Linked DNA regions of Homo sapiens: region 2 is linked to region 1. The links are chromatin loops, found by intact Hi-C in ENCODE. Cell type or tissue: GM12878. All regions are shown on one strand. Each heading gives the region's core, and the rest is flanking DNA. Links, peaks and the distances in the headings are about the cores only. Region 1 overlaps MTHFD1L (methylenetetrahydrofolate dehydrogenase (NADP+ dependent) 1 like). Region 2 overlaps MTHFD1L (methylenetetrahydrofolate dehydrogenase (NADP+ dependent) 1 like).

Evidence for each region. Peaks named below come from ENCODE experiments on the same cell type or tissue, not always from the same donor. Only the 100,000 strongest peaks of a DNase experiment are listed, where the experiment ranks them.
Region 2: it touches region 1 in a loop (4-fold over the local background); 73 of 110 quality-filtered maps call a loop at or near these places.

Annotation. Positions count from the first base shown.
Region 1 is chr6:150,884,180-150,899,547 of GRCh38, reverse strand. MTHFD1L (methylenetetrahydrofolate dehydrogenase (NADP+ dependent) 1 like) reads right to left here. Exons shown (of 28, transcript NM_015440.5): 6 at 13,814-13,914; 7 at 11,567-11,703. Among named protein-coding and RNA genes, the nearest start is that of MTHFD1L, 26 kb to the right of the region's middle. In GM12878, for the core only: a CTCF peak has its summit at 7,454 (motif pointing left); DNase peaks (open chromatin) are centred at 4,287, 7,427 and 11,235; H3K4me3 peaks cover 473 bases; H3K27ac peaks cover 1,650 bases.
Region 2 is chr6:151,007,781-151,023,148 of GRCh38, reverse strand. It overlaps MTHFD1L (methylenetetrahydrofolate dehydrogenase (NADP+ dependent) 1 like), which reads right to left. Exons shown (of 28, transcript NM_015440.5): 21 at 13,191-13,330; 22 at 9,329-9,370; 23 at 8,169-8,269; 24 at 7,456-7,633. Among named protein-coding and RNA genes, the nearest start is that of MIR12131, 87 kb to the left of the region's middle. RefSeq lists enhancers at 12,718-13,454, 13,455-14,193. In GM12878, for the core only: a CTCF peak has its summit at 8,628 (motif pointing left); no DNase peak of the experiment used is centred there.

The DNA of each region.
Region 1 (15,368 bases), core at 3,496-11,495:
TTAAAATAATAGTATAACTACTCTAAACTAAGAACATCAAACCATCTTCATTCAGATGTTGTCGTACTTTGGCAAGATAAGGGGATGACAATTGCAGCAAAAGGTATTTTACCCACTTCACGTCCACCCAGTGATCTCATCCTGGGAGAATTTTTTTCCTTTCAGGAATTGGGTGTGTTTCTTTTATTTCTACTCTCATCTGTGATTAGTAGAACAAATTATTGGCTTTTAAAATTTGAAGACATTTCTTATGATTATTTCATAAATCAAAATGACTACAAGCCAAATGGACATCTGGGAATTAGGATTACAGCATTTTTCTACCAAACTTTTCCCCTGAAAAATAATAAATGACCTTCCTTTTTCTAAATGTTCCTAAGTTCACCTCTGACTTCACCATTCAACTTAATTTACTGCTCAACATATGAGAAGAAAATATCAAAGATATTTAGTTGTGTCCAAAATGCTAGAAAAGACAATTCCTCTGGAAGTAAGCTTCACACTTAAAAAAGTCATGACAGATGATAAAAGGAAAAATGCAGCACCATTCTGGGAATGGATATACTTTAATGACTCATCAAAAATAATTCCCTTTCACAGGAGAATCACTTCAACCTGGGAGGCAGAGCTTGCAGTGAGCCTAGATCACGCGCCTGCACTCCAGCCTGGTGACAGAACGAGACTCCGTCTGAAAAAGAAAATAATAATAATAATAATAATCTTCCCTATACTTTAGGAAAAACATAAAATTCAAACGTGGGGCTAAGAAAGAGAATGTGTATGTAGATGGGGGGTGGTAACAGGAAGCTTCCTTCACATGACAAAGACTTAGAACCAAAATACCTCATTTTGGTTCCTTTAGTACAAAATTAAGGAAATGCTCAAGTTGCAGTTCTCAGGGCAACACCAGGCAAGTCAGGCTCCTAGACGAACAGCAGCCCCGAGGATTTATGCTCATGCTGCAGCCACAAACTTTCATCCATACAGCGTCTTCATATTCATGCAAACTGCCGTTGCAGGGGAAAATTCTGCTTTGCATTTCCTGACATTTATGGTTTTCAGTTCTGAGCCTCACATTGCACACAGACAGATTTCTGCATTCCGTTTCCTTTGAGAAACTCTCCAGGCTTCCGCTGCCTCCTTTGAAAAGTGAGGAATTGAGGTGCAGTGGGGAGAGCACCATGAGTGGAGTCCTGCGACCTGCGTTCAAGTCCAGACACTGCTCCTTGCCAGTGACAATCAGGGTCAAGGCTCTCTGGTGAGTATAACATCCAGTTTGCAGGGTTGCTGGGTGAGTGCGAGGCATATATGAAAAGCCATGAAAAGGAAATCTCCACACACTTATAAGGTGCTTCATTGTTATAGGTTATGTTTAAGACGTTCCCATTAAAAGATTCTAATACTGGCCAGGCGCGGTGGCTCATGCCTGTAATCCCTGCACTTTGGGAGGCCGAGGTGGGTGGATCACCTGAGGTCAGGAGTTCGAGACCAGCCTGACCAACATGGAGAAACTCTGTCCCTACTAAAAATACAAAATTAGCTGGGCGTGGTGGCGCATGCTTGTAATCCCAGCTACTCAGGAGGCTGAGGCAGGAGAATCATTTGAACCTGGGAGGCGGAGACTGCGGTGAGCTGAGATTGCACCATTGCACTCCAGCCTGGGCGAGAAGAGCAAAACTCTGTCTCAAAAAAATTTTTTTTTTAAATTCTAATTCCACGACCTTAAAAAGCATTCACATTGGAGAGGGGGTGGAAAAGGAAGCCAGACTCTGCTGATAGTGCAGAAAAGCAAATGGGAGATGACCTGCTGCCAGTGGGCTGAAGGTGATGCTTCCTGCCTGTTCTTTGTGGGACACAGGCCTGCAGCCCTTCTTCCAGAATTGGGGTAGGCTCTCTTTTGTGCAGTATACACTTCACTGGCCCCTGATGACCACAAAGATTTATTTGTGGTTGGCCACAGGTGACTACAAAGTAACACAAGCGTCATGGAGGCTGAAACTTACCCCACAGCTAAGAAGTGCATTAAAGCTCCAGATGAAGTTTCCCACAGAAAAATCGGAAAGCAAGTCAATATGATTCTACTGCAGTGGAACTGGCTTCGCAATCCCATGACCCTAACACCATTTATACTATTATATCTATGAGAAAATACATTCCATGTTCAGACCAACCTTCAAACATTTAGAACATAATCCAATGAGACTGAAATTAGAATATTTTGCCTAATAAGGTACAGGAAGGGCATCATAAAAGGGAGGTAATGTTGGGAAAACTGGAGATAGATGGTGTTTTAATTATGTTTTTACTCACATATTTGATATAACGACAATACATCATTTCTTCTCAATCTTAATTTCTCAGCTTAAATTCTGAGCCACCTAAGACCAATCAGTCTGTTAATTACATGCCCCCACCCCAACCGGCTTTTTTTTAGATGGAGTCTCACTCTATTGCCCAGGCTGGAGTGCAGTGGCGCGATCTCGGCTCACTGCAAGCTCCACCTCCCGGGTTCATGCTATTCTTCTGCCTCAGCCTCCCGAGTAGCAGAGACTTCAGGTGCCTGCCACCACACCCTGCTAATTTTGTTTTTGTATTTTTTTTTTTAGTAGAGACAGGGTTTCACCGTGTTAGCCAGGATGGTCTCGATTCCTGACCTCATGATCCACCTGCCTCGGCCTCCCAAAGTGCTGGGGTTACAGGTGTGAGCCACCGCGCCCGCCACACAGCCCCTTCTTGGTCTCATGCCCATTAGTTTGAATATATCGTCTCACAAATCCTTCCCTCAACACTGCTAAGTATAATGAATGGCATAAAGTCTAATAAAGTTTTTTTGGCTCTCTAAAAAGTTCTATTCACTTTCTTCCTTGGTATTAACAAACAGAGCAATGATCAGACAGAAGCAAGAGGGGAAAGTGGTGAGCTGACCCCCTAAATCTGTCAAACAAAGCTCAGGGGCCAACACTATTCAGTGCACTTAATTCCACACTACTGATGACCTGGGCTACTGATGACCTCAGCCACTCGCTAAGTACAAGGCTGTGATGCCCAGGAGGGTCCAGTGCTTTTTTCTCCATCTCACCCACAGCAGGCAGGGGAGGGGATGAACTCACATAACTGAGGCTGTCTTGTGTGTCCATCCCTGCCCTCTCCGAAGGTGCTCACCATCCCCTCTGAAAGGGGAGCCTGGAGAGCTGATGATGAGCCCCAGGCCTCAGGGAGGGGACAGCATTCACTCTACTTCAGCTCATTAACAAGTATGGCTCTGGGATTACAAACATCAAAACAAAATAAGAGTGAATTCAACACAAGTCGAATGTCTAGGGTCTTGGTCTCTCTTATCTGAGGTGGCAGGTGCTTTTCGGTTTTCAAGATTAGAGATTAGACTTTATGTGATGATCTGGAATAAGAGCTGACATGGGACAGTGTTAAAAACACAGGCTGTTTTGCCACCTCTACCATTTTTTAATCACATGATCTTTGCAAAGTCTCCTCTCTAAGCCTCAGTCAGTTTCCTCATCTGTAATGTGGGGAGGATGACAGTCCTGCCTAACAGAATAAGTGTGAAGACCACTGAGATAACAGGAGTACAAGACAGTGCCTGGTTCAGAGTAGCCATTCTGTCAATTAACATTGTCTGTCATTACTGTCACCATAGCACATTACTGCTTTAAGTGCATTCCATCCTGTTAAAAGGAGAATTGTCATGTAACTCACTAATGTAGTGCAGTTTAAAAGCTAGAGTTCCTTCCTTCTCCCGTTTGGGACAGACATTATTCTTTTTTTAAGAAGTCATCCTTTCACATGTATAATACAAGTACATTTAGAATTTTCCAATTCACTTTTAAAAGTCTTTCATGAGCCATGCCATGCACTAAATTTAAACTGAAAAGGACTTTGTAATAGTTCAGCTTTGTTCAAAAAAAAAAAAAAAAAACCACAAAAAACCCTAGACACTTTGATCCTTCAAAGGTGAAAGACCTATATTTTTTCCTTCTGTGAATACCAGTTTTGAGGGTCTCTGTGCTCAGGAGGAGAGGGAGAAATGAGATCCTCTGAGAAAAACAAAATAAAACGGTTCTCTGATTTCTAGGTTATTTCTTCGGCATGCAGCTGAGGTTTACCTCATCTCCCAGCTGGAGACCATTTCAGCATTGTCCAGCTGTGCCCTAACCACAGGTTCAGAGGAGACTCCCGAGGGAGCAGGGCCCTGCCGTACCTGCCCACCTCTCCCTTCCGTGCAGAGGGCACCACTCCACCTTGTAAACACCAAATGCAAAACCACACCCACTTCAGACTGGTTTTGGCATCAGAGTGAAATCATCGGGGTCAGGAAGAGGTTACCTCCAAATCTAGGCTCATTCCTGAGAGTGAAACCAACAGTGTCATTCCCCTGCAGGGCCCAGGACGCTGGGTGTGGGGGCCTGCGTTTGGGTGGAGGAAAGGCGGGGGGTTCCCTAGCCCTGCCCAAAAACACTAGCTCCAGTGCCTTGGCTTCCTGACATGTGACACTCCACAGCATATGGCTAATTTGGACAAATGCCCAGGCGTTCTTCCCCTCCCCACCTCTAGGGTCTCCGTGGAAATGCTCAACGCATCTCCAAGCCTGGAAAAGATGCTCAGAAACAGAACAGGAAATTTATTCTCAATTTTCAACCGTACACCTCAACGGGCGTAAGTTACAAAGCTACCAAACACAGAAGTCTATTCTGGTTTCTGTGGAACCCTAAGAAGGTCAATTCTTCATGCTCAGGCTCCGTGGAGATTTTATACCTAATCAGCGTCCACAGAATATCCTTCCGTTTAGACAGACGGACAGAGAAAGGATCGATTTCTATTTGTAACTAACTGGATATAACCATTCTTTAAACCTACAGAGCCTGAAAGTAGTAACTGGCCCATCAGGGATCTCCAGCCGACATGTTTGGAAGTAGAGTGACTTCCAAGTAACAAGAGGCATGGGAAGGAAGAGGTCCACAGCTTTGGAGGAAGGGAGTCTGTGACATCACTTAAAGTTGATAATAATCTACTGAGGACTGGAAGATGAGCCTGACTGGCCAAAGCTGGGCACCTGCTCTGGTTAGTCCCTCCTTTCTCTGGAACGTTGTCTCATGGTAGTCTTGCTTCTGGTTTCACTCCCTTGGCCAATATTCGGCTGGGAGACCTCACAGACAGAGAGCTGGAGACACTCTCTCCTTCCCCCACCCACACAATGGAAGCATTAATACCAGGCTTCCAGTGAAGGACCCTAAGTCACGCTATTTTACTAGTATATCTACTTACGATCTGAGTGATTTGCCTAATTGACCCATATATTTCTCTTCCTCCAGCCTGCACTCCAGGTTGCAGTGCGGTGGTGCAATCTCAGCTCACTGCAACCTCGACCTCCCCAGATTCAGGTGATCATCCCACCTCAGCCTCCAAAGTACCTGGGACTACAGCCACCACGCCTGGCTAATTTTTGTACTTTTTTAGAGATGGAGTTTCGCCATGTTGCCAGGCTGGTCTCAAACTCCTGGGCTCAAGCAATCTGCCCTCCTCAGCCTCCCAAAGTGCTGGGATTACAGGCGTGAACCACTGCACCCGGCCCACATTAGCATTTAATTCCATTCCCACAACTGCCCCATAAAGTAGGGAGTATTATGATTGCCTTTCTACGCGAGGGAACAGGCTCAGAGCAGCAACAGCTAAGGCTTGAGCCCAGAGCTGTGTGTCCCCAAAGCCTATGCTCTACTGTTTAATGAGAACACAAATGTTGTGCCGGACTGGAAACCTTCAAAGGCAGTTTCTAGTGGTTGCAGCAGGCTGCCTGATAACCGGAAGGTCAGCCCACACCGGTAAGACTACCTGTAGTTTAAGAGATGGTAGATAGAACTCTAGTGTTACACAGTCACACCGATGCCCAAACCTTTCACCCTCAGCTTTGGAAATCTCTAGCCAGATGTCCCACAGCAGGTATGTGTTGAGGGGATGGGGGGGTCTTGTTCCATGTCAGGTACAAATAAGCACAACAGAAATGCCCGTCAAAGATAACGTCCTTCTACTTAGTAGCCATAATCCTAAGCTTATTCTCTTTTTTCCTTAACTCTTTTACCATTGCCAATAAGGAGAAGTTAAATAGATTATAATCTTAAAATGCACTTTTATTCTTGGTTGATTAAGCTGGGCAACAAAAATCCCCATGTGGGCCAGGCACAGTGACTCAGGCCTCTAATTCCAGCACTTTGAGAGGGCCATGTGGGTGGATCACTTGAGGTCAGGAGTTCGAGACCAGCCTGGCCAACATGGCGAAACTCCATCTCTACTAAAAATATAAAAATTAGCCAGGCATGGTGGTGCTCGCCTGTAATCCCAGCTACTCAGGTGGCTGAGGCATGAGAATCTCTTGAACCCATGAGGCAGAGGCTTTAGTGAGCCGAGATCGCGCCACTGCACTCCAGCCTGGGTAACAGAGTGAGCCTCTGTCTCAAGGGGAAAAAAATCCCTATCTGTTGTTAAAATTTTTACTTCCAGTGTTTTTCACAGTGAAGCTTTTCCAAGGGTGTGCCAGGTGTCCTGTCCTGATTGGGTGCCCCAGGACACTAACCCATGCCTAGGTGGCTTTTTGCACCACTGTGGCCTCCAGACAGCCATTGAGTGGTACAATCCACATATTACCATGTCTCCATATTACCACGACTCCAAGGAAGGCTAGAATTCCTACTCAGGAAATGAATGGCAAGGGTTTTCTGCCCCATACATTCTTCTTGTAAAAATACAACAACAGAATAGTGACAATTCAAACGTCAGGCAGACACAGGGAGGCATATGGGTTACGGGGAAGTATGTGGCTAGTGAAAGACTAGCTGCTAACATGAAAGACACAGGCTGTCATTTGTGGTGGGACAGGAGCCTGACGTAGGTAGGTAGGCCAGGTAGAGGGGGACAAGTATGGGGCGGGGCTATGAACATTTCTTCCCATATTTTTGGCTACAAAGATGAAGCAATAATAAGAATGAAAGTTGATAGCCTCTAACATTCGCAATGGTGCCACTATAAATACCAAGGACTTAGGGAAAAAAACGTGTGTGCAACATCAACTATGAAAGAGAACCTTCTGGTCCATATGAAAACAAGAATGTTACCCAATGACCAGATTCTCCAGAAAGTGAAGCCACTTAATCGTTCTCAAAGTTCAGATGAGATTCATCCCAAAGTACAGAGACAAGGTGATTTATTCCCGTAATAAAAAAGTACTTTGAAAAATGTCTTTGTTTTTCAAAAATATAGATACAACTAGCAAAAGTATCTGTGACAGCTGCGAAAACATTCAATTGCCAAGGAAGGTATTTTCTCTCTTCACCACAGCTGTTCAGTGCAGGGCACGGTTTATTTTCCTCTTCCACTGAGCTTCCAAATCAAAATTTCTGGGCTCTCAAGTGCAAACTATTGCCCTTGAATTTTCTTGGATAGGCTGCCACCATGTGGTGACTGCTAAAAACGCACACAGGTTCACGTTTCATTGCAAGGCTGCCTTCCTGAGCTGTCTTAACCCAAGCATTACATAAATTGGATCCACCTGCCATGCAAAGATTCCAAATCTGCTGAGACACCTGGCTTCCCTGGCACGATTACAATTTACTCCTCATTTCCATTCTCACCCTGCAACATGAGGAACATGTATTTTTAGATCACATTCTGTAGTTACTGATTGTACTTAATGCATTCATTTAAAACTTCACTTTGCTTTAGATCTGTGAGCTGTACCATCATTTTTTAAAATGAAAAACAATCATTTCAGACATAGAAATGGAAAACAATAACCTAACATACCTAGACAACACCTATTGCCCAGTTTAAGAAAAAAGGCATGAAGGTGTCTAGGTTTCCTTTCCATCTATATCCACATCCTTGCCTCAATAAATGCTTTTCGGATTTGGTTCGTAGTTTGCATTATTTCTTTATATTTTTACTTCATTTGCATGGAATCCTAATATATATATAAGGATTATATAATTAATACATAATAATATAATATATATTATATATAATCCTAATATATATATTAAACAGTGATCTAAATGTCCTGACCTAAATATATATATTAAGATTCTATATATATATAAGGATTATATGTAATACATATTATATGTATGTATGTATTAGATTACATATATATATATATGTTGTGTTGCTTTCAGACACATATAAATGGTGTTGTATGAAATACATCCTTCTGCAACTTGGGTTTTTGTTCACTGAACAGTGTTTTAAAAAATTCTTCCAGCCCGGGCGCGGTAGCTCATGCCTGTAATCTCAGCATTTTGGGAGGTCGAGGTGGGCGGATCACCTGAGGTCAGGAGTTCCAGACCAGCCTGGCCAACATGGTGAAACCCTGTCTCTACTAAAAATACAAAAATTAGCTGGGCATGGTGGCGCACACCTGTAGTCCCAGCTACTCAGGAGGCTGAGGCAGAAGAATCACTTGAACCCAGGAGACAGAGGTTGCAGTGAGCCGAGTTCGCGCCACTGCACTGCAGCCTGGGGGATAGAGGGAGACTTCGTCTCAAAAAAACAAACAAACAAAAAACAAAACAAGAAAACATGTTGCTATCTACAGCTCTAGTTTATTAATTTTCACTGCTTGTATATCATTGTTTTATGAACTATGACTATGCATACTCTACATGCAACTATACTGATTTATCCTTTCACCCTGATGGGCATTTAGATCACTGTTTAAATACTTGTTGCAGTGCACTTGGTTTTTCAAGTCGCCTGCTTGGCTCTCTTCCAAGTTATACTTTCCTTCTTTCCTTTCCTTACTGTTCTAGAGCTTTTTGCTAGACTTTCCGTCCTGCTCTGAAACTTGCCTCAGTCTCTCCTTCTGCCTTATGGCCCTCAGTCCAATTCTTTCTTCCGAGGAGGCAAGAGCTGAAGTTGCTGCAGAACTGTACGGATACACCAGCACGAACTCGGGATAACTCGAATAGCTGCCACCGGTAACATATTTGGTGCGCGTGACTCAGATACATTCCCTAGTGGTCATCAAGCTCCAGAAGATGCTCAGGGAGGGATACTGTCCTCTCAATATTCAATAGTCACCGTTCCACAGGGGACCGCTGGCCTGCCCATCAGTGAAGGCGAAATCCTGCCCCTGTCTCCCTTGAACCTGGCTAGATACCGCTTTCACCAACTCATGGAGCCAACTCAGCCCTGACAGCAGAAAGGGGCCAAGACCCACAGAACCACCACTGCCCCTCTGTCTTAAACAAACAAACAAAACTTTTTGCACTATAAACATGCTGCTCTGACCATTTGTAAACACACCTTTGTATATATATGGGCAAGTTTTGTCTATTATATATATATATACACACACACATATATATACACTTTTTATTATTATTTTTTTGAGACGGAGTTTCGTTCTTGTTGCCCAGGCTGGAGTACAATGGTGTGATCTCGGCTCACCGCAACCTCTGCCTCCCGGGTTCAAGCAATTCTCCTGCCTCAGCCTCCTGAATAGCTGGGATTACAGGCATGTGCCACCACATCCAGCTAATTTTATATTTTTAGTAGAGATGGGGTTTCTCCATGTTGGTCGGGCTGGTCTTGAAACCCCAACCTCAGGTGGTCTGCCTGCCTCAGCCTCCCAAAGTGCTGGAATTACAGGGGTGAGCTATCATGCCTGGCCATATCATATATATTTAGAGTGAAATTCCTGGGTCAAAGAGTAGCTCAAACTCCATTAAACTGCTTTCCGAAATGCCTATTTCAAATTTAAACTCCCGCCAGCAATATATGAATTCCCATAGCTCCAGACATTTGTCAATATGGCTAACTGGCACTTTTTACCTACTGCCAATATGACTGGTGAGCAAAAACAGCAGGAAACCAGACAGCTTTTCACGTGTCTTTTAAACCTCGGGTTCCTCACCTGTTAGTGGTCTGTCATGTGTCCATTTTTCTAACAGATTGTCTTTGTCTCACTGATTTGTAGGAATCTTTTATAAGACACTAATTATTGGCTAAATGTTTGTTGTAAATATCTTCTACACTATAGCTGTCTTTTCACTTTTTTAAGAACTTCTTTTCAGAAAGAAAAACTTTGGGGTTTTTAAAAATTTGGATGCAGTCAGATTTATATACCTTTTCTTTAGCAATCTGTGCTTTTGGGGTCTCTTAAGCTATCCTTCCAACGCCAACCTCTTAAATGCATACGCCTATATTTTTTTCTATAAGTTTTACAGTTTTGCTTTCCACATTTAGGTATTTTAATATAGAAGTGATTTTTATATGTAGTGGCAGGTTAGTAATCCTATGCTAGACTCATATACATAACTAGTTAAGTCAGCACCATTTTTAATAGTTAATGTTTTAGCTTTTTTTTTTGAGACGGAGTCTCACTCTGTCGCGCAGGCTGGAGTGCAGTGGCACGATCGCGGCTCACTGCAACCCCTGCCTCCCGGGTTCAAGCGATTCTCCTGCCTCAGCTTCCCGAGTAGCTGGGATTACAGGCTTGCGCCGACACGCCCGGCTAATTTTTTTGTATTTTTAGTAGAGACGGTGTTTCACCATATTGGCCAGGCTGGTCTGAAACTCCTGAGCTCAAGTGATTTGCCCGCCTCAGCCTCCCAGAGTGCTGGGATTACAGGCATGAGCCACCACGCCCGGCCTTTAATAGTTAATCTTTTCCCCACTGATCTGTGGTACCTGCTCTCAAGCTTCCATATATGCATAAATTTCCACTTTCTTCTGTTCCGATCGTCTGTTTGTCTACCATATTATCCTAATTACTGTAAGTGCATAATAATTCACACTGTGTGGCTGGGAATGTCTCCCACCTAGTTTTTCCACAAAATTGTCTTGACTCTCTTTGTCCTTTATGCTTCCATTTGGATTTCAGAATCAGACTGTCAAATTCTACAAAATTTGCAGACAATTAGTATCTTTAAGATATTGCATCTTCTCCATGAAGATGATACCTCTGCTTTTATATGGGTCTTCTTAATAATTTTCATCAAAATTATAATTACTTTCAAAAGGTCATAATGCATATTAGATTTACCAAATGACTGTTCTGTACTTACTATGGTGAGAATTTAGTTTTTAATCACAATGTGGTGAATTACAGTGACAGACTTTCTCATGTTCAATCACCTGGAAATCCTAAAATAAACCCTACTTCCTGCTGTATTTGGTGTTCTCAGATTTCGCTCACGATTATTTCATTTATATTCATAGCTGAAACTGGCCTGTTAATTTTCCTTTAGCATGTTACCCTTCTTTGGTTTTGGCACTCATAAAGTCTGTTAGGCCACGTTCCTTCTTTTTCCATTTGCTGGAGAAAAGGATTGTATTAGAATGATCTGTTCTTTGTTTGATAGAGCTCATTTGTAAAACCACCTGTTGCCTTTTCTTGTTTGTTTGTCTGGTGAGTAGACTCATTCAATGTCTTTAATGGATATGGGTCTATTCAATTTTCTTCCTCTAATTTCTTGAATTAAGCACTTAGCTTATACATTTCTAGACTTTCTTCTGTTCTAACAGAAGCCTTCAAGATGTATGTTTCTAACATGAAATTTACCTTGCTTTGAAGCTGGCGTGTTTTCCACTGGATGCTCATTGTCATGGACCCTTTTCTCTGGAACAGGCATTGTAGAGCAGCTTCCAAAGACCCATGGGCCCCCACTACCAAAATCTTCTTTCCATCTAGGTTGACACCTACTAACCAAATGAAAATTCAATATTATACTCAAAACTTCAGATCCTTCCTTTAAGAACTTTATCTTAAGAAAAAAAGACCCTTTTAGGCTGGGTGTGGTGGCTCATGCCTATAATTCCAGCACTTTGGGAGGCTGAGGCAGGCGGATCACTTCAGGTCACGAGTTCAAGATCAGCCTGGCCAACATGGTAAAACCCCGCCTCCACTAAAAATATAGAAAATTAGCCAGGCGTCATGGCACATGCCTATAATCCCAGCTACTTAGAAGGCTGAGGCAGGAAAATCACTTGAACCTGGGAGGCAGAGGTTGCAGTGAGCCAAGATCACGCCACTGCACTCCAGCCTGGGCAACAGAGCAAGAATGTCTCAACAACAACAAAAAACCCTTTTAAAACTTGAACTTTCTCAGCACCAACCTACAATGACTAGGAACTAGGAGTGGGGTGTTGTAATCAACAAAAATTCTCTATTCAAACCCTTTTGGTTCCAATTCCTGTTGCTGAATTTCTTTCCACAATATGTAACTATAACTCACCAGCCTAATTTACTCTTTTCTTTGAGTACTTTCTAATGAAGTGGCTCAGAATCTTCATCTTGATAATCCACGTAATGAAAAAGCACTGTATATATGGATTATTTCATAGATTTGAGCTTAATATTACTGTCCAAAAAGCATATATATCCTGAATGTTAACCTTTTAATAAAACTTTGCCATATATTTTTGAAATTTTTCTTTGATTGTTGGATGTTCAGGGGTAGGGAGGGGCATTTGCTTCATTTCTATTCAAACTGGAGTAGAGAAAAAGATTTAGTTCGTTGAATTTTTTCTTTTCTTTTTTTTTTTTTTTCAGATAGGATCTTGCTTGTTGCCCAGGATGGAATGCTGCGGTGTGATCACAGCTCACTGAAGCCTTGACCTCCCAGGCTCCAGCCATTCTCCTACCTCAGCCTCCCAAGTAGCCGGGACTACAGGCACAAGTCACCACACCTGGCTAATTAAAAAAAAAATTTTTTTTGGTAGAGATGGAGTCTCCCTATGTTCCCCAAGCTGGTCTCAAACTCCTGGGCTCAAGCAATCCTCCCATCTTGGCTCCACAAAGTGCTGGGATTACAGGTGTGAGCTACTGTGCCGGCCCAATTAGTTGAATCTTTATGTTCTCAGAAAGCCCTTAAATATATAAATACTTGGTAGTAATTTACTCATTAAACTTAATAATGAAGAAAGAGAAAATATTCATTTCTATTTCACTGACATAAAAACGCCAAGTCAAGGGGACAACAATGGAAATTAAGTCCTGACTACTGAAAAGCAAGCTGCTCACCAATAAATCCCAACCTAGGCTCCTGTGCCCTAAACTACATCTACCGGCTTCTTCTTCTTCTCTTTTTTTTTTTTTTTTTTTTTTTGAGGCAGGGTCTTGCTATATTGCCCAGGCTAGAGTGCAGTGGTGCAATCACAGCTCACTGTAACCTCAAACTCCTGGGCTCAAGCGATCTTCCCGCCTGAGCCTCCAGCATAGCTGGGACTACACGTGCACACCACCATACCCAGCTAATTTTTAAATTTTTTTTGTAGAGACAAGGTCTCAGTATGTTTGCCCAGGCTGGTCTCGAACTCCTGGCCTGAAGTGATCCTCTGGCCTTGGCCTCGCCTAGCACTGAGATTATAGGCATGAGCCGCTGTGCCTGGCCTCATTTAAGTCTTCAACGTAAGTCTTATCTAAGGCTACATATTGATAGATTTAGTAAGCTGAAACTGGAAGCATATTTTACTGTGGTTATTTTGACTGTTTCATGAGAGAAATTGAGCATGTTTAAAACAGGGCTAATCGTTTATCTCTACTAATTTCTCTTTTAATTTATAAGATGGTCTTACTAGAAAAAGTTTCTAGGTATTCATCTGTATCTCCCAAAAGATGAGAAAAATAAAAAAAGTCAACGTGAAATATCACTTCTATGTTCAATTAGAATCTTCTAGAAACATCCTAAAAGGATATCAGAATAATAATTTAAAAAAATTTTTAATTCTTCCCCAAACAAATCCTTATTAAAAATAATGTAAATACCAATAAATAGAAATCAGCGGCATTTCTCAAGGAGCATCCTACCTGATTTTTCAAGAAGTTCAATTACAGCTTTGGCAACAGGTGAAACAAAACATTCATGGGCATCCCCTCGCACCAGCTTCCCCAGGTTTATGTCTGTTACTCTGAATCAGAAAATAAAGAAGTAGGTTAAGTCAAAGCCCAGCCAAAAAAATCACTCACGTGTAATGTACATATATTAACCCCAAATAACATCCAAGTCAATGTTTGATAGACAGAATACATAAAAATGAATTAAAGAGGACCAGGCATGGTGGCTCACGCCTGTAATCCCAGCATTTTGGGAGGCTGAGGCGGGTGGATCACATGAGGTCAGGAGCTCGAGACTAGCCTGGCCAACATGGCGAAACCTCAACTCCACTAAAAATACAAAAGGTAGCTGGGCGTGATGGCACGTGCCTGTAATCCCAGCTACTAGGGGGCTGAGGCAGGAGGATCGCTTGAACCTGGGAGGCAGAGGTTGCAGTGAGTTGAGATCATGCCACTGCACTCCAGCCTGGGCAACAGAGCGAGACTCCATCTCAAAAAAAAAAAAAAACCCATAAAAAATGAATTAAAGAGAAAGCAGGCAATAAAGGCCATTCAATAAAGGTCTTAGAAAATTCTAAGGCAGTACCTTAGGAAACTTCACCCTGGCCCTGACATTGGGTGTTCCGGTTCTGCCAATATACCAGGACACAGCCTAAAGCCATACAGGGCTTCACTTCGCAACTCCAGGGAGCTCCTTTCAATGGACCCCAATGGACTAGCATCCCTAGAGTTACACAGAAGCATGGTCCTGCAGTCCACTCAAAACCCAGAACCAATCCTATAAATCTGGAGTGACCCAGTAAGACCTGGGATTGAGGCACAGGTCACAGGTCTGATTTCAACTTGACCTCGATATTTATCTCCTTGAGAAGTCGGGGTGGGGGGCAGTGGAAAAAATGAGTGACCACACACTTCTGAAGGGTTCTGTGCCTTTCCCTGTTCAAATCTAGGACAAAACATTCCACAGCTATCTAGCCTAAACTGAGCACGTCAATCTCAGTAACAGAATGGAGACATTTAGAACCATTTTCGTAATTTCTCCTTTTACTCTCTGTTGTTTTTGTTTGGTTGGTTTTTCCTGGCTGGGCCTCAGCATGAATTCCCCTCCTTTTATGAAAGACTTGAAACTATGCCCTAGGACCTTCAAGTTCTGAAAGTTTTCTCATGGATTAGTGCTTCTTCTCCTTTTACAGTTAGTCTACGACAGGACTGGAGATTGTCGTTTTTTAAAAAAATGTTTAATTATTTACTTAAAAATAGAGACAAGGGGCCAGGCGCGGTGGCTCACTCCTGTAATCCCAGCACTTTGGGAGGCCGAGGCAGGCGGGTCACGAGGTCAGGAGATCGAGACCATCCTGGCTAACACGGTGAAACCTCGTCTCTACTAAAAGTACAAAAATTAGCCAGGTGTGGTGGTGGGCACCTGTAGTCCCAGCTACTCGGGAGGCTGAGGCAGGAGAATGGTGTGAACCCAGGAGGCAGAGCTTGCAGTGAGCCGAGATCGTGTCACTGCACTCCAGCCTGGGCA
Region 2 (15,368 bases), core at 4,561-12,560, 120 kb before region 1:
CTTGAAACCGGGAGGTGGAGGTTGCAGTGAGCCGAGATCGTGCCAATGCACTCCAGCCTGGGTGACAGAGCGAGACTCTGCCTCAAAAAAAAAAAAAAAACCCAAAAACCAACCAACCAACCAACAAACAAAAAAACATAAAAAAAGCAGGGGGTATCTGGAGATTTGGGGTTGGATCATGGAAAGGGGGCCAGGGGATAAGAGGCTTATGGGAGGCTTGTTGAAGCCACTCACATTGAACAATCTAAGACTGTTTAAAGGCAGCTCAACCATAATTAAGAAAGCAGAATATTAAAGAGCATGGGGGAAGAAACAGGTTTATGAGTGAGATGCATAACTGACTGGAAAATGTAAGGACCAGCTTTCCACAGAACACTCCAAACATTCTAATGCACAACAGGAGAAGAGGGAGCGCTGAAGAAAGGGCTACTGACTCAGGCTGGCCCTGGGCGTGTCTGAAGATGGGAGGGAGAGCCGGGGGAGGTCAAAGGCCCTGAGGGGGAAGACAGCTTTTCCAGGGACAAGGACAACCAAAAGAAAGGACAGCCTTTCAACCTAGAGTGTGTTTTTTCCCTTCTAATTACTGTGAAATGTAAAAGGCAACAGAGATGTGCATCAATACCCTTTTAAGTTTTAAGATCCTATTAATTAAACCCTGTATGTACAATGTGAATGTACTTAATGCCACAGACTATACATGTAAAAGCGATTAAAGGGGAAATTGTATGTTATACATATTTTTACCACAATGGAAGATCCCCCACTGTATATCCATAGATATGCATTTTTAAATGTTTATTTCAATGTGGAGGCTCTAGTTGCAAATGCTCCAAGTCCATGTAAAGGATAGTTCTCACACCCCACCAACAACTGGTGTAGGTTCCAGCTGGCATTTTCAAGATGTAGAAAATAATTTCTTAAGAACCAACCAGAAAAACAACAACAATAACAACAAACATCCTGCCTTAAAAAAGACCAGCAGAGGAGGAAACACCCCTGGCCATCTGGGCAGTGAGAGCGTGAAGTTCAGAAGTCAGCAGAGCTGGCTGCGGCTCCAGGCTGTCTTCGTGGTTTGTTTTGCTCTTCCTTCATCCAGCCCCCACTGGGATCAAGAGAATGGCTTCACGCAAGGAACAGGAAAGACCTTTTAATAAAAACAAACACTATCCTGTCTTGCTGTCAAGGCTACACCTTAAAATGTTTGCAAGGCTAGAGGAAGGATACAGAGATGATTTTCAACCTTAACTCCTCATTTAACAAACAATATTCCGACTGAATGTCAAGCTGACTTCTCCGGGTCATACCTCCTTCTTTGCAAAAATGACTGATGTTTTATGATATCACTAAGGGCTCCCAATTCTCACGGAGAAGGAAAAACGTCAGTGTCTTGGTTTAGTTCAGTAGTGCTTTAGGAGACTTGACTTCTAATTCCTGGTTTTAACCCAGAGCAAAATAAACCAATCTTGGAGTTTGACAAAGTTACCTTGAGTTACAGGAGAATTCTTGAAGGTGAATTCAGGAGGCCCACTCTCTTTCCAAGTGAACATGACAGGAGGAAGAACCAGCATTGATTGACTACTTTCCTCCATTTTTTTCTTTTTGAGACAGAGTCTAACTCTGTTGCCCAGGCTGGAGTGCAGTGGTGTGATCTCAGCTCACTGCAACCTCTACCTCCCAGGTTCAAGCGATTCTCCTGCCTCAGCCTCCCGAGTAGCTGGGACTACAGGTGCGTGACACCACACCTGTCTAGTTTTTGTATTTTTAGTAGAGATGGGGTTTCACCATGTTTCCCAGGCTGGTCTCGAACTCCTGGCCTCAGGTGATCCACCTGCCTCAGCCTCCCAAGGTGCTGGGATTACAGGCGAGAGCCACCACTCCTGGCCTTCATTGCCTGCTTTCTATGTTCCAGCATTTTACTCTGGGGCATTTCATTTGGGTCTCACAGCAACTTGGTGAAGTTGGTGTCACTGTCAGACACCATTGTACAAATGAGGATGCTGAGGCTCGAGAGATTAGTCAGCTTCCCCAAATTGTGTCCACAGTAGGAGGCCTACTCAAGGTTTAAACTTAATTTGCATGATCCCAAAGCTTTAGCCTGTTAGCTCTATGTAATATGTTCCTTCTCCTATCAAGCGTCCATTTCTTATGGACAAGTCCATCACCTTCCCATCTATAATGCAGAGTTGAGCCCACATAGCAGATGGGATGTGCGGAGGCATGCCTGGAAGAACGTATGGAGGAGGGATTTCTTAGCTAATAAAGTGCGCATGTAGATTAGCGTTTCTTTCAGCCATCATATTTCCCTGCATCCCTGCAGACATGGAGATATTCTCTTAGTGAACGATAAAGATATAATTGTCAAAAGTCACATTAGAAAGGAAAATTCAAAGAGAAGATGATCTTGAGGGGGACTTTTAACAGCTTCTTAAAAGGGACTGCAATCACCCTCAAGGGTAGAGAGGAAATGATCCTCTGTATTTCAAGTTTAAACACATTCATTTTCACACAATAAAACTTCTTCTGAGCAATTAGTCTACTACACCTTATTCCATATTTTTCAATCTTTATTCTAAATTATTCATTGCTGCCTCCATCCGGTACCATAATTAAAAGTTGCCTACTCTTGAGTTAGAAGTTACTCTGGCAAAAAGAGATGCCAAATTGTTCTCTAGACAGCAGTTGCTGCTGAAGTCAGTTTTCTATAAAGTTCAGCAGAGACTCCCAAGTCAGAAGTGCAGCCTGTTTCTCACTTAACCTGTGAGCTCGCCATTAGGAAGTCCAGCACACTGCTGTCTGGCCGCACAGTGCCTCTGAGAGCCAGGTGCCCCACTCTCTCCAGCTGAATCACTCTCCAGTGGGGTTCCGAGACAATTTCTACTTCACATTCAAATGCAGTCATGCCCTGGGCTCTAGCACTATTTCCCATTACCCTAAATCATCTCCGGTGTTTTCCTTCCACAAGACTGGGGTGGAGAAAGAATAGCACACAAGATGCCATTAGTCTTGTACTGAATACATTCTTGGGGATATAAAGTCTGGGGAGACACCAAGGGGCACACAGAAACCCAGTTTGCTTTGAGAAGCAAAGGTGGGAGAGTGTCATATGCAAAGCATTTATAACTTCTTTCTCCTATAGAGCAATGCCATATCTTTCTCACTGCCCAGCACCCAAGGGTTGGTTGTGAGGGTGTGGGGTTGTAGGGGAGGTAAAAAGGGCTTCCAGAAAACCATTACTTAAGTTACTAAAGTTTTACCAGCACCAATCAATGCAAGAAATCCGGGGCAAAGAAGGCTTGAGCTCTATTACTGACTGCACCAATGAATTCAGATTTTTACATGGTGACAAGACAAGACTGTAAATGGTCTTAGATGATCTAAATCTTGCTGGTGTGAGGAACACAGCTAACAGGCAGACAGTACAAAGAGAGCCAGCAGCAGCAGCAGCTCTTTTCATGAACTGTCATGCTGCAGTAGGCTGGGAGGCTGATTATCTAACAAACAATTATGCAGCTCAAATCGAATTTCTGTTACAAGAAAAGCGAGAAGTGTGTTGGCAAAGGAGGCAGGGATCCTGGCCTTGAGGTCGCCTATCAATAGAGGACTTTAGACCACATTATTATTAAACATTTTCCTCCTTTCAGAAGAGAGCTGACATTTTAGCAGCATTATCTGCATGAAGAATGGGAATTCAGAAAAAAAAATTGAAATATCAGTGGAAAGGAAAAGGGTTCATGTTAGGGTTAGTGCATGTCTGAGACAGCATAACTCAGAAGCATTTCTTCTGATTACTGACCTCTTTTTCACCTGGGATGTTTTCCTTGAAAAGAGCCGCACTTTGTGAAATCATTCATGAAAATAACTGCCTTTGCTATGCAGAGTGGGGTGGTTCATGATCAGACGGCAAGATGGCATGATCAGATGGCATGATCAGAGGCACACTCACAGCAGGATCTGGGGGTGACTCTCCCTACAGTGGTTTATGTAGAAAGGCTCTGGCATGTGCCAAGGGTTGTAGGTACCCTGGCAAGCCTTACCCAGGACCAAAGAACAGGAACCCAGGGTCTCCTTGGCCACCTGCCATCTGAGTTGGCTTCAATGCCTCTGACTTGCCCACAGCAGGGCTACATCTATTTTGCGCTGAACACCTCTAGGTCTGAGAACTCAAAGCTTCCAACTGGAACATTTTTCTTTTCACTCATCCAAAATCTTCTCCCTCAATTGATCTCTACCGCCTCTGTAGTCCAGAATATTCTAGTTCCTCATTCACAAAATGGCCTCATAAAAATGAAAAACCTTTTATGAGCTAGCCTCCAATTAATTCCCTGTGTCCTTCCTTCCGTAAACACTGACTGCGTGCCAGCGATGATGTCCCCTGTGTGGCATGGAATCTGTGCCTATGCCCATCACTGTCACCCTTTCTCTTCAGGGGGGTCACTCAGTCACTGTCCCCTTTAACTATGTCTCCCCCCAGACCTCCAATACACACACACTTTTGAGCACAGTACTTAGCTCTGAAGAACAGAGCAGGGTGATGACCTCAACCATCTGGATATTCTTTCTCCCAGCTCTGCCTCTTCCTAGCTATGGGACACTGAGCAGTTGACTTAGTCTCTTCGTGCTTTAGTTTTCTTGTCTGTAAAATGGGAAGATATCACCAGTTTCCACCTAAGAGGGATGTTAGGACCAAAGAGGTGAACATGTGCAAAGCGCCCATATACCCAGCTCACAAACAACTCCTTAAAAGCGAGAGCTGTGGTAATATTAAATATTAATACATCAGCCCCGTTCTCTCACCACTGTGACTCCAGGCTTATCAACAACGCTGCTAAGCTCTTGCTTCACGGATTTCTTCTTCACTTATGCTATTGATTTATGCCACTGAACAGGAAAGAAGAGTGTCTGTGACATCTGAGTGACTCAACAATAGAATATGTGAGGGATGAAGGAACAGGAGAAGCAGCAATCAGCTTGAAGCCTGGGCACTCCACAATCATGCACTACCCCTGAAGACAAATCCATCAGCCAGAATCGGAACCACAAAATTCAGAATGGAGATGTCAGACGGGTGCAAAGACAGACGATCTGAGGAGGAGAGTGAGCCCTGGGAAGCTCAGGTCTTCTGACTGAACCATCGACATGTGCTTAAAAATATCCTAGAGGACCCAGCAATCCCACTTCTGGGAATACATTTCCAAAAGAATTGAAAACATGGCATGAACCCGGGAGGCGGAGCTTGCAGTGAGCCGAGATTGCGCCACTGCACTCCAGCCTGGGCGACAGAGCAAGACTCCGTCTCAAAAAAAAAAAAAAAAAAAAAAGAAAACACGGTCTTGAAGGGATACTTGTACATATGCCATATGCCATAAACACGCATGCTCATACAGCATTACTTACAATAGCTGTGAGGGGGAGCTCAAGTGTCCATCCACAGATGGACAAAGAAACAAAATGTGGGATATCCAAAGAATGGGAGCGTATTCAGCCCGAAAAATAAAGGAAATTCTGGCCGGGCGCGGTGGCTCACACCTGTAATCCCAGCACTTTGGGAAGCCGAGGTGGGTGGATCACAAGGTCAGGAGTTTGAGACCAGCCTGACGAACATGGTGAAACCCTGTCTCTGCTAAAAATACAAAAATTAGCTGGGCGTGGTGGTGCACGCCTGTAATCCCAGCTACTCGGGAGCCTGAGGCAGGAGAATTGCTTGAACCCGAGAGCAGAAGGTTGCGGTGAGCTGAGATGGTGCCTCTGCACTCCAGCCCGGGCAACAAAAGCGAAACTCCATCTCAAAAAAAAAAAAGAAGGGAAATTCTGACACTCTACAACATGCACGCACATTATGCTAAGTGAAATAAGCCAGCCACAGTATGATGCTACTTACATGAGGTCCCTGGAGTTGTTACATTCATGGAAATGAAGGAGAATGGTAGCTGGCAGGGACTGTAGGGAGGGGCATGGGGAGTTGTTCAGTGGGTACAGTTTCAGTTTTGCAAGATGAAAAGCGTTCTGGAGATTGGCTGCATGACAATGTGAATGTACTTAACACTACTGACGTGCACTTAAAAATGGTTAAGATGGGCCAGGTGTGGTGGCTCACGCCTGCAACCCTAGCACTCTGGGAGGCCGAGGCGGGTGGACTGCCGGAGCTCAGGAGTTCGAGACCAGCCCGGGCAACACGGTGAAACCCCGACTCTACTAAAATAAAAAAGAAATTAGCCAGGCACGCTTGCTTGCGCCTGTAGTCCCAGCTACTTGGGAGGCTGAGGCAGAAGAATTGCTTGAACCCGGGAGGTGGAGGTTGCAGTGAGCCGAGATCACGCCATTGCACTCCAGCCTGGGCAACAGAGCAAGGCTCTGTCTCAAAAAAAAAAAAAAAAAAAAAAGGCTAAGATAGTAAATTTTGTTATATATATATTTACCACAATGAAAATAAATAAATATATTATGTATGTATATATACACACACATACACTAGACATAGTTCAATAAAACCACAAGAGAAAAGAACCATAACAGAAATGAACAAGCAGAGGCCAGGTGTGGTGGCTCATGCCTATAATCCCAGCACTTTGGGAGGCCGAGGTGGGTGAACCATGAGATCAGGAGTTTGAGACCAGCCTGCCCAAGATGGTGAAACCCCGTCTCTACTAAAAATACAAAAACTTAGCCAGACGTGTTGGCAGGTGCCTGTAATCCCAGCTAGTCAGGAGGCTGAGGCAGAGAAGTGCTTGAACCTGGGAGGCAGAGGTTGCAGTAAGCCGAGATTGCACCACTGTACTCCAGCCTGAGCAACAGAGACTGTCTCAAAAAAAAAAAAGAGAAATGAACAAGGAAAATACCTCCCATGGTTTCCCAATCCTCACGAAATTGCTCTTGTTCCTGTGCAACTCCTGAAAGCGTCAGCTGTCAAATCCTGTTCGCTAAAGTACCTCCTCACTTAGGACTGCGATTTGGGAGTCTTCAAAAGCACAGGCTTTGGGACAAGGAGCTAGGGTCTGTACTTGGAAATGTGACTTTGTCATATGGCTTAAACTCTTCTACCTTTTTGTTTGTTTGTTTGAGACAGGGTCTCACTCTGTCGCCCAGGCTGGAGTGCAGTGGTGTGATCTCGATCTTGGCTCACTGCAGCCTCCACCTCCTGGGTTCAAGCAATTCTCCCACCTCAGCCTCCCGAGTAGCTGGGACTATAGGTGCACGCCACCATGCCCACCTAATTTTTGTATTTTTAGTAGAGATGGGGTTTCTCTATGTTGGCCAGGCTGGTCTCGAACTCCTGACCTCAAGTGATCTGCCCGCCCTAGCCTCCCAAAGTGTTGGGATTACAGGCGTGAGCCACTGCACCGGGCCTAAACTCTTCTATCTTTAGTTTTCTTATCTGTAGGGTTGTGGTGACAACAGAATGGGACAACCCATGCTAAGGTGTAAGAAATGTGAGCCATTGTTTTTACTAGATCTTACCTGAACATCATACAGGAACTGGAATCGGCTTCTTTTACTCGCAGCCTCTCTCACAGCCCGAGCCAAGTCCACCGATCCTTTTCCACCAACGGACCAGTGATAGCAGGGGACTGCATCAAAGGCACCAGCCCGCTTTGCAAGCTCACACACCAAGTCAATCTCAGCGCGGGTGTCGGTCCTAGTGAAGAAAATGTTTGTGGTTTTGCATCTGTATCCATTTAGCTATGTTTTCAAAGAAAGACTCACCATTTATACAGAACTTCGCTCCCTAACACTGAATACATTTTAAACATCAAAAGTGGTCACATCGTGTTTAAATAAATCAGACTTAAAGCATGGAAAAAAAAAGTCCTCTCTAAAGTGACTCAAATATTTCAAGTCGTTAAGGGTGTTATCAAGAAAATTCCATAACATATCCCTTTGATCATTCACAGTTTGTTTCAGACAAAAATGCTGGGTAGAATTAAAAAAAAAAAAAAAAAAAAAAGCCAAGGAGATAGTAACTCACTATATATAAATTTCACTTCCTTAATAACATTGTGAGAACACATTTGCTAAAATGAAACCAAACCAAATAAACAAACAGAAAGAACTGGGTATTTCTGTATACTTTTAGATGAAGCACAGAAAGACCAAATACCCCAAGACACAAATATCGTTCACAGGGTGGCCTAGTGATAATGCCCACATTTAAAGGAGGAGGCTGGACTTACTTGAAGACATTCAGAGCCACCACAACGGGAACCCCAAAGAGCTGAGTGATCTGAATTTGCTTCTGGAGGTTACAGCAGCCGTCTGCCACCAGCTGGATGTTCTGTAAAAAAGAAAAAAGCAAAACCCAGACCCCTGTGTATTGTCTCCCACCAAACCTGCCAAGCTAAACTGCCAGCACCTCTCTGGCAGGATTTGCTACATCTTTTTTCACTTTTTCCTCCAAGAAAGATGGCTGCAAGAATAAAGAGGTTCGTCTTCAAAATAATTTCTAAAATGATTCTGGATCCAATGGCATATGGGTGGGTCTGAAGCCTGGCAGCTCACCCTGCTGAGGACAGGCTGCAGGGTCTATGCAATGCGCCCATGCTCTGCAGGTTGAGGCCTGACAGGCACAAGGCCCCAGGTGGGTGAGGAGCTCTGACCAGGTATTCCTGGCTCAGATCCCTGGCGCCACCTGTAGGAGCTAAGAGGTACTGCTGCCAGCAAATCAAAGTCTATTTACAGAAAAGAGTAAGCCACTCCTGTAAATCATAAAGCCAACTGTATATAGACCTTCCATGACAAAAGAATACAGAAGTGTAAGCTTCATATTTGTTTCTGACCTGGAGACCTTGAGTTCCTGCTCTGATGGCTACCCTGGGAGTACACAATAGTAGACAAAGCCTATATCCATCTTTTCTTGATATTTAAGAGTTAACTGAATGAATTTTATCCTTTCATCCCATCCATTTCCTCTCGGATTCTTAGAACGGCACTTTTCTTTTCTTTTTTTTGAGACAGAGTCTCACTCTGTCGTCCAGGCTGGAGTACAGTGGTGCGATCGCAGCTCACTGCAACCTCTGCCTCCCAGGTTCAAGCGATTCTCATGCTGGGACTACAGGCGTGAGCCACCATGCCCAGCTAATTTTTGTATTTTTAGTAGAGATGAGGTTTTGCCATGTTGGCCATGGGTTTTGCCTGGCTGGTCTTGAACTCCTGGCCTCATGTGATCCGGTCGCCTTGGCCTCCCAAAGTGCTGAAATTACAGGTGTGAGTCACTGCGCCCGGACAGAACAGCACTTTTCTAAGAGGCCACTGAAGGAGGGCTCATTCACTGAAAGCCAACGAGTCACTGGATTTAAGAGATTCTTCACATAAGCATCTAAACAGCTCCTCTTACCTCCTCTGTATATTCTTTCTTAAGAGGAACACCAGCCGTTACCTGAAATAAGGAGAGAAAACATGAAGAATAATCCTATAAAAATGCTTACACAACCGATCTGAAAGAAAGAACAACATAATCACATTCAATTTTTAGAAATGTACCTCTATGTTTTGTGCTTTTAAAACAGTAGCTGGCAGCACTGGCTAAACCTAAACTCCTGCGGGAAGCTTTTAGAAAACACTGATCCCTGGGCTCCACCCAGACCAATGAAAGCAGAAGTTCTGGGAGGGGAACCTGGGATCAGTAATGTTTAAAATCTCCCTGGATGATTCTAATTTGAGCCAATGGAACAGTATGAAACTTCTCAAACATTGGTTCAAATTAGAACATAAAACTAATAATATGTTTAATACTTGATTTATACAGAGTACATCACCATTCGAAATCATTTTACGGTAATTGCCATAAAGTTCTGTTGTCCAGGCTGGAGGGCAGTGGCACAATCACAGCTCACTGCGGTCTCAAACTCCTGGGCTCAAGTGATCCTCCTGCCTCAGCCTCCCCAGTAGCTAGGAATACAGGTGTGTACCACCACACCCAGATAATTTTTTATTATTTTGTAGAGACGAGGTCTTGCTATCTTCCCCAGGCTGGTCTCGAACTCTTGGGCTCAAGCAGTCCTCCCACCTCGGCCTCTCAAAGTGCTGGCATTACAGGGTGAAACACTGTGCCTGGCCTTGTGGTTAATCTTATGTGTCAACTTTGCTGGGGCCATAGGGTGTCCAGTATTTGTTCAAACATTATTTTGCGTGTTTCTGTGAGGGTGTCTATGATGAAATTGATATGGAAATCAGCAGCCTCTGAGTAGGCAAGTTGTCCTACATAATGTGGGTGGGTCTCAACTGACCAGTCAAAGGCCTTTTTGAGTACAACAAAAAGACTGGCCTCCCCTGAGAGCAGGAGAATTCTCCAGCAGACTGCTGCCTTCAGACTGCATTAGCACCACTGCCTCTCCTGGGTCTTCAGCTTGCCAGCCCACAGTGCAGATTTTGGACTTGCCAGCTTCTGTAATCATGTGACCCAATTCCTTACAATAAATATCTTTCTCTATATATACACACATCCTTATTGGTTCTATGTGTGAAGAATGCTGATTCATACAATGGTTAGTTTAAAGATCTAATTGTGAAAGAATCTGTGGATCCCAAAGCATAGCACAATATTAGTTATTGGATTGCACTGGGAATGGCCGAGCACTCTGGGGGACAGGATGTGAGTTTAAAATGACTGAGGGCAAATTTAAAATGGGCAAATTCAAGGGCCACAAGATTTTCCACTGTACAAATTATGGAAAAAAAACAAGCTGAATAAACATAAGAGGCAGCCATGGTTATTTGTGTAATGATCAAAAGGAAGTCGATCCCAGCGCAGTATTTGTAGCAAAAAAGAAAAAAGAAAACAGAAGTAGAAATGAATAATCATGGTTCAAAAATACAGAGCTATTCAATATGAAGGAAGGACACCGAGATGAGCACTATGGAATAGAGGATTAAGAGGATGAAAGTTCATTTATCTTGCCATTATTGAAAACACTCCCTGCATATAGACCATGCCAGACACTTGGACCATACCAATTAATAAGACACAGTCCCTAAACTCAAGGAATTGAGAATTACATAGGGAGACACAGAACAAGGCATTCATGAAACAATGTGAGGCAGAAGGTACTACTGGAGCCCAGGAGAGGGATGCCTAGCTTCACAGGGCTTCCTGGTCCCTGCTGGTTTTTTTTTTTTTTTTTTTTTTTTTTTTTTTTGTTGTTGTTGTTGTTGTTGAGATGGACTTTTGTTCTTGTCACCCAGGCTGGAGTGCAATGGTGCAATCTCAGATCACTGCAACCTCTGCCTCCCAAGTTCAAGCGATTCTCTTGCCTCAGCCTCCTGAGTAGTGGGAATTACAGGCGCCCGCCACCACTGGTCTTGAACTCCTCAGGTGATCCACCTGCCTCAGCCTCCAAAGTGCTGGGATTACAGGCATGAGCCACCACGCCTGGCTGGTCCCCACCTTTTCTTATCCTCCACCCATATCTGTGCCTACTAACCCTGTTCCATGTTACCATGATCACTGGCTGAGAACCATGACATTAAGCAGCAGTGGAAGAGACACAAAGGATTAATGTGGCACGAAAGTGCAACCACTGAATAACAGAGCACATATGTTAAGATGAATGAAATAGGATTGTAAACCATGTAGAGAATTTTTACAGGACAGAGACCAGAGTCTGGAAAACTATGGGACTGATGTCAAGAGACCAGGACTGTAGATCTGATCAGTCCCTGAAATAGATGTGTGACACCACTCAAGTCACTGCGTCTCCCTGTGCCTCAGAGATTTTCTCTTTATAAAGACTGAATGAGATCAGACAATCTCTAAGCCCTTTCTATAATTTTCAGGGTGGCAGGGCAGGGAGGGAGAATTCCAAATGCATCCTACATGGGCGGAAGTAGTTTTTAAAAATAGAAGTTGTTATACAGATTCAATGTCTAAAATCCAGGAAGGACTGTAGCAACAAGGGGTGTTTTGAGTGAAGTCAGAATTCTTTATGATTTACTACTTTTAATCTGTATTATATCATTCTTGCATTTGAAATGATGATGAAGCTTTAGGCAAAAATGAAGTGCTTAAGTGTCGGGTATTAGGAGTGGATTTGGATTTAGAAAACTTCTGCCCTTCATTAACATCCAGCTCTGCATGGTGGACATAGTAGGAGATTTAGATCTGAAGTTCTCGGCTCTCTGCTGGCCTGCTGACATTGTCCATATTCCCTAAGCCTATCAAAACTCAGCTTCCTTATCTGTAAAATGGTATAAAAATCATGTCCACCTCTCCCAGGAGAAAGAATTGCTTTACAGCGTTTCATGATGGCAAACCTGCTACTTGTTTTGACTATGCAATAATCATTGAATATATGACTTTTGTCACATACACAGTACAGTATACCAATTAAGAAATCAGATTTGGCAGTTCGTCTCATATGTGAATATTATGATAGAGAAATTTTATTTTATTTCAAAATGATTAATCAGTATAAAATGTCTTATTCTCCACTTGGAAATTCCTAAAAATGAAACAAAAAAACAACAAACAAGCAAACAACAACAAAAAAACCCCCAAAAATCTATGCACAGGTTTTCTGTGGAAAGGAATATATTTCCTTTATAATGTCTGTAATTTCTATATATATTAGGATAGGTAAATATAAAAAGTCTTTAAAGAAGTTAAAATCGAATTTGTGTTTTCCAAGCAAAGCTCTTAGAAACAATCCAGTATTATAACAGAGTTGTGAGGAGAAATCATAATAAACAGAAAGAGAAGGAAAATAGTTTTAGATGAAATCTGATGAGTTGCAGCATCAGTGAACCGAAAAACTATCTGTACAAACAATGAAAAATCTCTGTCATCAAAGAACTCACTCTAATCCTCTTGTTCTTCGTTCAGGGACAAGAGCCTCTAACCTCCCATTACCATATGGTTATACAATCTTGGCCTGAGTATCAGATGTGAAGCTTGAGACTAAAAAGTGGTTGCATTATGCTCCTTTCCAAAATATTGTTTAGAAAGAACTGTGGGTGTTACTGTTTACTCGAACTTACTAAACTCAAAGTGCCCTATGGTGGTGTTGGGAAAAAACAAAAAACAACACAAAACAAAAAACGTTTTAGATGTCCACGAGGGAGGTCTACAGGAAAAAAAAAGTTTTAAGAAAAATACTCTAGAAAACTATAGTCATTAAATGGGCAGGAATTTTTCAAATGCTCAATTCTGTTTTAACATAATGAAATTTCTTTGGTATTAGGAAGGCGGTGTGGGCACTTACACTTGGCCCGCCTCCATGCATCTTCAGAGCTCGCACCGTTGCCACTAACACAACCACGTTGGGCACCAAGCCGGAAGCTCGGCACTTGATGTTGAAGAATTTCTCCATTCCGATGTCAGCACCAAAGCCAGCTTCGGTCACTGTGGGGAAGCAAGTGGAATATGTGCTATTATCTTCTAAAAACAAAGGTAGGTTTTGGCAATCACCACTATGATTCGAGCTCAAAGGACAGCTTACATTCCTTTTGTTTACCAACACAAAGGTGAACTGATTTCCCCATTGTCATAGAAATGTTCTTCACTTTCTGCCCTAAAGAGACTGCGCCCTCCTCTGCTTCCCACCGCCAGGCCTGAGGGATTCCTTGTGGTGGCCAGGCCAAGACTTTTCTTCCCATATCATAACTCACAGTGAAGCTTTTTTTTTTGGAGATGGTGTCTTGCCCTGTCGCACAGGCTGGAGTACAGCGGCATGATCTCGGCTCACTGCAACCTCTGCCTCCCGGGCACAAGCGATTCTCCTGACTCAGCCTCCTGAGTAGCTACAGGTGTTTGCCACCACACCTGGCTAATTTTTTATTTTTGTATTTTTAGTAGAGATGGGGTTTCACCATGTTGGCCAGACTGGTCTCAAACTCCTGACCTTGTGATCCACCCGCCTCAGCCTCACAAAGTGCTGGGATTACAGGCGTTGAGCCAAGGTGACCAGCCAGTGAAGCTTTTCTTCATACAGATGGGGATTTTCAACTTTGTAATCAGGTTCCAAATTGTTTCAAAAGGCAATGATAGTATGATTACAATGGAAGATCCTTTCTTACTCTTTTTTTTTTTTTTTTTTTTGAGATGGAGTTTCGCTCTTGTCCCCCAGGCTGGAGTGCAATGGCACAATCTCAGCTCACTGCAACCTCCGCCTCCCGGGTTCAAGCGATTCTCCTGCCTCAGCTTCCCAAGTAGCTGGGATTACAGGAACCCACCACCACACCCGGCTAATTTTTTTTTTTTATTGTTAGTAGAGACGGGTTTTTGCCATGTTGGCCAGGCTGGTCTCAAAGTCCTGATCTCAGGTGATCTGCCCACCTTGGCCTCCCAAAGTGCTGGGATTACAGGCATGAGCCACCACACCCGACCCTTTCTTACCCTTTATATTAAGAATAATTTATTTTAGTGCCACCCAGTAATTTCTGTTAACTGACAAATTTCAAGTTAGTTGAAGGGCATAAGGATACTGATGGTCAATCTGGATACAAGACAGCAGCTTTATTAGAGAAACACCAGAAAACACTCGTTTCTAGTCCCCACCCCCTCAGTTGCTAGAAAGGTCACAGCTGCCTTTCAAGATAGCGAGGCACTGGGTCAGTAGTATCTTCTTCATACACAAAGAGCTCTAGGACCTTGCTGCTCAATGCGTGATTCGTGATCAACAGCATCAGCAGTATCTGAGAGCCTCTAAGACATGTGGAATCTTGGGCTCCCCACAAAGTTTACAGAATCAGAATCACATTGTTACAAGATCCCCAGGTGAGATGATTGTCCATTACAATCTGGGAAGCAAACCACTCTAGGAAGGGAATACTACTGAGTTAATACAAAGTAAATGTTTATGAAATACATACTTATATGCTGACGGTATGACCAGGACACCGATCGGAACTGGCGGGAGAAAAATTAACTAAGATATCAGAAACATTTAACATGATCAGTTTCCTTGCTGTGCTACAAACTTTCAAAATTTACAATTATAAGTGGCAGCTTATAATTTTGTTAAGTTGCTGTAGCAAGATTTACAAAATTGTTCCCCCTGTTACTGAACATTTGGGTTGTTTCCAATATAAACAATACTGCACTGAAAATATTTGTGCCTATGTGCTTTAATCTCTTTCAAATTACGTTCTTGGAATAAATTCCCAAGGGTAAGGTAATAGGGCCAGAGGACATAAAAAATTTTTATGACCATTGATATGCTTTTGACAAATTAAAAAAATTACATCAAAAATGTTCAATTTGGATAAATATAGCTACAAGCCATTTATCCTTTATTATGTGTTATTTGAACAAACAAAGTGGCAGAACAATTTCGAGAAATAAAAGACATTCCTCTTTATATAGTATTTGGGACAAATCTTGTGATTTTACTTGTAGTGGTCAAAATCAGAGAAAATCACTTACAGTAACAATCCTTACC